2 separate regions of the Homo sapiens genome follow, and region 1 is linked to region 2. Evidence: read pairs that join two places in POLR2A ChIA-PET (ENCODE). Cell type or tissue: B cell. All regions are shown on one strand. Each heading gives the region's core, and the rest is flanking DNA. Links, peaks and the distances in the headings are about the cores only. Region 1 overlaps OSCAR (osteoclast associated Ig-like receptor). Region 2 overlaps TNNT1 (troponin T1, slow skeletal type).

Evidence for each region. Peaks named below come from ENCODE experiments on the same cell type or tissue, not always from the same donor. Only the 100,000 strongest peaks of a DNase experiment are listed, where the experiment ranks them.
Region 1: POLR2A ChIA-PET joins it to region 2 with 5 read pairs; 1 of 35 experiments calls an interaction of 5 or more read pairs at or near these places.

Annotation. Positions count from the first base shown.
Region 1 is chr19:54,094,605-54,097,495 of GRCh38, reverse strand. OSCAR (osteoclast associated Ig-like receptor) reads left to right here. Exons shown (of 5, transcript NM_133169.6): 3 at 332-634; 4 at 1,343-1,624; 5 at 2,139-2,828. The coding sequence ends at 2,275. Among named protein-coding and RNA genes, the nearest start is that of OSCAR, 4.8 kb to the left of the region's middle. In B cell, for the core only: no CTCF peak of the experiment used is centred there; DNase peaks (open chromatin) are centred at 665 and 1,425; H3K4me3 peaks cover 998 bases; H3K27me3 peaks cover 1,831 bases.
Region 2 is chr19:55,132,418-55,135,308 of GRCh38, reverse strand. It overlaps TNNT1 (troponin T1, slow skeletal type), which reads left to right. Exons shown (of 14, transcript NM_003283.6): 12 at 1,105-1,243; 13 at 1,382-1,422; 14 at 2,349-2,611. The coding sequence ends at 2,394. Among named protein-coding and RNA genes, the nearest start is that of MIR7975, 11 kb to the right of the region's middle. In B cell, for the core only: no CTCF peak of the experiment used is centred there; a DNase peak (open chromatin) is centred at 1,443; H3K27me3 peaks cover 1,678 bases.

The DNA of each region.
Region 1 (2,891 bases), core at 241-2,740, 1.0 Mb after region 2:
CTGCTCAACATAGGGAGACCGCCCCCTCCCATCTCATTACTTAAAAATAATAATAATAATAAAATTACAGAGTTCTGGGACCTGACCTTTTGAAACTGTGTTTACAAACTGTGGAGTAAAGCTCAGAAGTTTCTGTCCTGCCCCTCTGATTTGCACCTGGTTTTAACAAGGCTTGATTGTAGTCCAGTCTCTCCCTGATTTTACAAACAGGAAACTGAGGCTAAGAAAGGGGCAGTAATTGTCCAAGGTGATTTTCCTCCTTCCCCAACTTCCCTTTCATCTTCTGGGGCTCCCAGGAGGCCCGAGGACCCAGGCAGCCCCGTTTATTCAGTCCCCCCAGCTTCATACCACCCTAAGCCATGGCTGGGAGCTCAGCCGGCTACAGTTGTGACCCCTGGGGTCAACGTGACCTTGAGATGCCGGGCACCCCAACCCGCTTGGAGATTTGGACTTTTCAAGCCTGGAGAGATCGCTCCCCTTCTCTTCCGGGATGTGTCCTCCGAGCTGGCAGAATTCTTTCTGGAGGAGGTGACTCCAGCCCAAGGGGGAAGTTACCGCTGCTGCTACCGAAGGCCAGACTGGGGGCCGGGTGTCTGGTCCCAGCCCAGCGATGTCCTGGAGCTGCTGGTGACAGGTGAGGTCCTGGGGTCGGGGAGGAGAAGTGGGTGGAACAAGGGAGTTGGGGGAGGGACAGAGAGATATAGGGAAAGAGAGACAGAGCGAGGCGGGCAAACAGATTCACAGACACAAGAAAAGACAGATACAGAGACACTAGGGGGAGAGAGAGAGACAGGGGAGCAGAGAGAGAGAGAGGTACAGTGCGGGGGGAGAGAGAGAGAAAGAGGCAGAAGGAGAAAGGGAGGCAGAGAGAGAGGGAGGCAGAGAGAGAGGGAGGCAGAGAGAGAGGGAGGCAGAGAGAGAGGCAGGCAGAGAGAGAGGGAGGCAGAGAGAGAGGGAGGCAGAGAGAGAGGGAGGCAGAGAGAGAGGGAGGCAGAGAGAGAGGGAGGCAGAGAGAGGGAGGCAGAGAGAGAGGCAGGCAGAGAGAGAGGCAGGCAGAGAGAGAGGGAGGCAGAGAGAGAGGGAGGCAGAGAGAGAGGGAGGCAGAGAGAGAGGGAGGCAGAGAGAGAGGGAGGCAGAGAGAGAGGGAGGCAGAGAGAGGGAGGCAGAGAGAGAGGGAGGCAGAGAGAGAGGCAGACAGAGAGAGAGACAGGCAGAGAGAAAGAGAGGCAGAAAGAGAGAGAGAGGCACAGAGAAAGCGAGAGACAGAGGAGAAGGAGAAACAGAGCGAGCGAGCGAGCGGAAGACGCTCACGCGGCCCCGGACTCTCACCCCGTCTCTGCAGAGGAGCTGCCGCGGCCGTCGCTGGTGGCGCTGCCCGGGCCGGTGGTGGGTCCTGGCGCCAACGTGAGCCTGCGCTGCGCGGGCCGCCTGCGGAACATGAGCTTCGTGCTGTACCGCGAGGGCGTGGCGGCCCCGCTGCAGTACCGCCACTCCGCGCAGCCCTGGGCCGACTTCACGCTGCTGGGCGCCCGCGCCCCCGGCACCTACAGCTGCTACTATCACACGCCCTCCGCGCCCTACGTGCTGTCGCAGCGCAGCGAGGTGCTGGTCATCAGCTGGGAAGGTGAGGGCCCTGAGGCCCGGCCCGCCTCCTCCGCCCCAGGAATGCAGGCCCCAGGACCTCCGCCCTCAGACCCAGGAGCCCAGGCCCCCAGCCTCTCCTCCTTCAGACCCAGGGGTCTAGTCCTGCAGCCCCTCCTCCCTCAGACCCAGGATTCCTGGGACCCAGCCCCTCCTCCCTCAGATCCAGGAGTCTAGTCCTCCAGCTCCTCCTCCCTCAGACCCAGGATTCCCGGGCCCCAGTACCTCCTCCCTCAGACCCAGGACTCCAGGCCCCCAGCCCCTCCTTCCTGGACCCAGGACTCCAGGCCCCCAGCCCCTCCTTCCTGATCCAGCAGTCCAGGCCCCAGCCCCTTCTTCCTGGACCCAGGAGTTGAAGCCTCCATCGACTCCCCCTCAACTTTGAGACTGTAGAGTCAGGTCCCTAAGTCCACCCCAGGGGCTGGAAACCTGGAGTTCAGGGCCCAGACTTTGGGGTCCGGGAGCTGATGGCCCCTCTCTCCCGGCTCCGCCCGCAGACTCTGGCTCCTCCGACTACACCCGGGGGAACCTAGTCCGCCTGGGGCTGGCCGGGCTGGTCCTCATCTCCCTGGGCGCGCTGGTCACTTTTGACTGGCGCAGTCAGAACCGCGCTCCTGCTGGTATCCGCCCCTGAGCCCCAGGAGCACTGCAGCCCGAGACTTCCAACCTGAGTGGCGGAGAAGCTGGGACCCTGGGCTGGACTGTCCTTTCCTGCAGCCCCACAGTCCTGCTGGCTGAGCTCCGCGGAACGGTCCTTAGACCCCGCTGTGCCCTGTGCTGTAGCTTCTTTCCAGGCCTTTCCCAAGGAGTAGCTGAAAGGAAGACGCGATTAGTGGTTAAGACTTCCAAGCCAGAAGACAGAGGGTTCGAATCCCAGCACTGCCGTCTACTCACTGTAGTAGTAGCAGCTACAGAAAGGTAGTAGTGAGACGTGAAGCCAGCTGGACTTCCTGGGTTGAATGGGGACCTGGAGAACTTTTCTGTCTTACAAGAGGATTGTAAAATGGACCAATCAGCACTCTGTAAGATGGACCAATCAGCGCTCTGTAAAATGGACCAATCAGCAGGACACGGGCGGGGACAATAAGGGAATAAAAGCTGGCGAGCGCGGCACCCCACCAGAGTCTGCTTCCACGTTGTGGGAGCTTTGTTCTCTTGCTCTACACAATAAATCTTGCTGCTGCTAACTCTTTAGGTCCGTGCCATCTTTAAGCGCTGTAACACTCACCACGAAGGTCCCTGGCTCCATT
Region 2 (2,891 bases), core at 150-2,649:
CTTCACTCACTACTTTTAGCCCAATATTTCCATCCTCAAAATCACTTAGTCCAATATAGCTGCTAGCTCCAGCCTCACATGGATGATCCAAGCAGCAGAAAGAAGACGCAAGAGAAGAGCCACACAGTCTCTTTTGGAAGCCGCACCCAGTGACCTGCTTTCGTCTGAGTAGCCACCCCTACCTGCAAGGGAGATTGGGCAAAGTAGTTTTTCAACTCAGCCTAATGCACAAGAGGCTATTTCTAGAAGAAAGGGAGAAGGGCTAACAGGTAGGCAAGCAGCCATCTCTTCCACAGTTTTATTTCCATATTTTCTAGAGAAGGAAACAGGATTCTAAAGGAAGTCATGTGACATATTCATAAACCAGAGAATGGCATGGCTGGGAATTGAACCAGGGGCTTCTAACTGCAGAGCCTGGGCTCGGTCTTTTCTTTCTTCCTTTTCTTTCCCCTCTCCCCTCCCCTCCCTTCCCCTCGTCTCCCCTCCCCTCCCCTCCCCTCGTCTCCCCTCCCCTCCCTCCCTCCCCTTCTTCTTCCCTCCTCTCCCCTCCCCTCTTCTCCTCTCCCCTCCCCTCTTCTCCTCTCCCCTCCCCTCTTCTCCTCTCCCCTCCCCTCCCCACTTTCCTTTCTCCTTTTCTTTCCTTTCTTTTGTCTTGCTCTGTTGCCAGGCAGGAATACAGTGGTGCAATCACAGCTCACTGCAGCTTTGACCTCCCAGGTTCCTTCTGCCTCAGCCTCCCAAGTAGCCGGAAACACCCTGCCTGGCTAATTTTTTTAATTATTTTTAGCAGAGACGGGGTCTCTCTTTGTTGCCCAGGCTGGTCTTGAACTCCTGGGCTCAAGTGTTCTGCTGGCCTCTGCCTCCCAAAGTGCTGGGATTACAGGTGCCGAGCCTGGTCTCTTAATCATGACACCCTTCTCTCCCCTTGGGAAATGCGAGAGCTCCAGCTCGGATGTGGAGAAAGTGGGCACAGATTTTAAAACTCTCGGCCTCAAATATGAACAAAATGGTGCCGACAACGCTGAACTCACAGTCTCGCTGTGTGGCTTTGGGTGGTTCCCACAACCTCTCTGGGCCCAAGTTCCTCTCCGTCCCTGGGCCTAGGGCCCGGTCTGCCTGGCTGCCTCCATCACAGCCCTCCTGCCCTGCCAGGGAGAAAGCCCAGGAGCTGTCGGACTGGATCCACCAGCTGGAGTCTGAGAAGTTCGACCTGATGGCGAAGCTGAAACAGCAGAAATATGAGGTGAGACCCAGCTCCGCAGGGAGGGAGGGAGAGAGGGCAGGGCTGGGCTGGGAGGGACCAGCAAACTCCAGGCAGGGGTGGGTGGCCCGTCCCCACGTCCCCACCGGCTGTCCCAGCATCTGTCTTCTGCCTCCGCAGATCAACGTGCTGTACAACCGCATCAGCCACGCCCAGAAGTTGTGAGTGTGACCGTCTCAAGCCCTTGCTCTTGTCCCTACCCTCCCGCTGACTCTCAGGCCTCTTTCCCTCCCTCTGTGGGCTCCATCCCCCACTGCCTGAGTTTCTGCCCCTTTCTCTTTGTCCTTCCTTCTCTGTCCTCCTCTCTCTGCTCTCGGAATCCTGGGTCTCAGTTCCTTTTTCTTTTTCTTTCTTTTTTTTTTTTTTTATTGAGACTGCGTCTCGCTCTGTCACCCAGGCTGGAGTGCAGTGGAGTGATCTCAGCTCACTGCAACTTCCATCTCCCGGGTTCAAGCGATTCTCCTGCCTCAGCCCCCTGAGTAGCTGGGATTACAGGTGCGCGCCACCAAGCGTGGCTAATTTTTGTATTTTTAGTAGAGACGGGGTTTCACCATGTTGGTCAGGCTGGTCTCGAACTCCTGACCTCGTGATCCACCCGCCTTGGCCTCCTAAAGTGCTGGGATTACAGGCGTGAGCCACCGCGCCCAGCCGAGAGGGTCTTCCCTGAATCTCTCTGTTTCTCCACTCCCTCTTCCTTCCTCCCTCCTCTCCCTCTCCCTTCTCCTCTTCTCCCATTTCCTGTCTCTTTCACCCCAGCCCTTCCTGCGTGTTACCCACCCATGCCCAGATCATCCAACCCTTCCTCCCCCCACCCTGGCCCCTGACTCATAAACATTCATCAGCTCCCCCATGAACACCCTGCACTCGCCCCCAAATATCAGCTCCCACATGTCAGCGAGGCTTTGACCACCAGCCGCTGCCCCCCAGTCATAGAACCCAAAAGAGGTGACAGTTGTTTTGCTCACTGCTTCCTCTGGGCAGGGAGGGCTAATATTTTGGGGAATGGGCTTCCTGAATTGAGGGCCTGGGGCCCATTTCAGAGACTGGAGGGGCCCCTTTTTCCTGATACCACCTCATTCTTCTACAGCCGGAAGGGGGCAGGGAAGGGCCGCGTTGGAGGCCGCTGGAAGTGAGGATGCCGCCCCGGACAGTGGCACCTGGGAAGCCTGGGAGTGTTTGTCCCATCGGTAGCTTGAAATAAACGCTCCCCTCAGACACCCGCTGGGTTCTCTGATGTTATTATGGTTGAGATGCAGCTGGTCTCTCCTGGTTAATTGACTTCTTATTACCAACAAGTTACTTGAAAGAGTGTCACCAATAATCATTAAAGTACGGCAGGCTGAACCTTCACACACTGCTGGTGGGAATGGAAAATGCAACAGCTTTGCAAGCAGCCTGGCGGTTCCTCAACAAGTGAAAGCATTTCTGCAGGACCCAGCAGTTCCCCTCCTGGATGTATATCCAAGAGAACCAAGAACCTTTGTCCACACAAAAGCTTGTACATGAATGTTCATAGTAGCATTTTTATTTTTAATTTTTAGAGACAGGGTCTTGCTCTGTCGCCCAGGCTGCAGTGCAGTGGCGTGATCACGGCTCACTGCAGCCTTGAATTCCTGGGCTCAAGTGATCC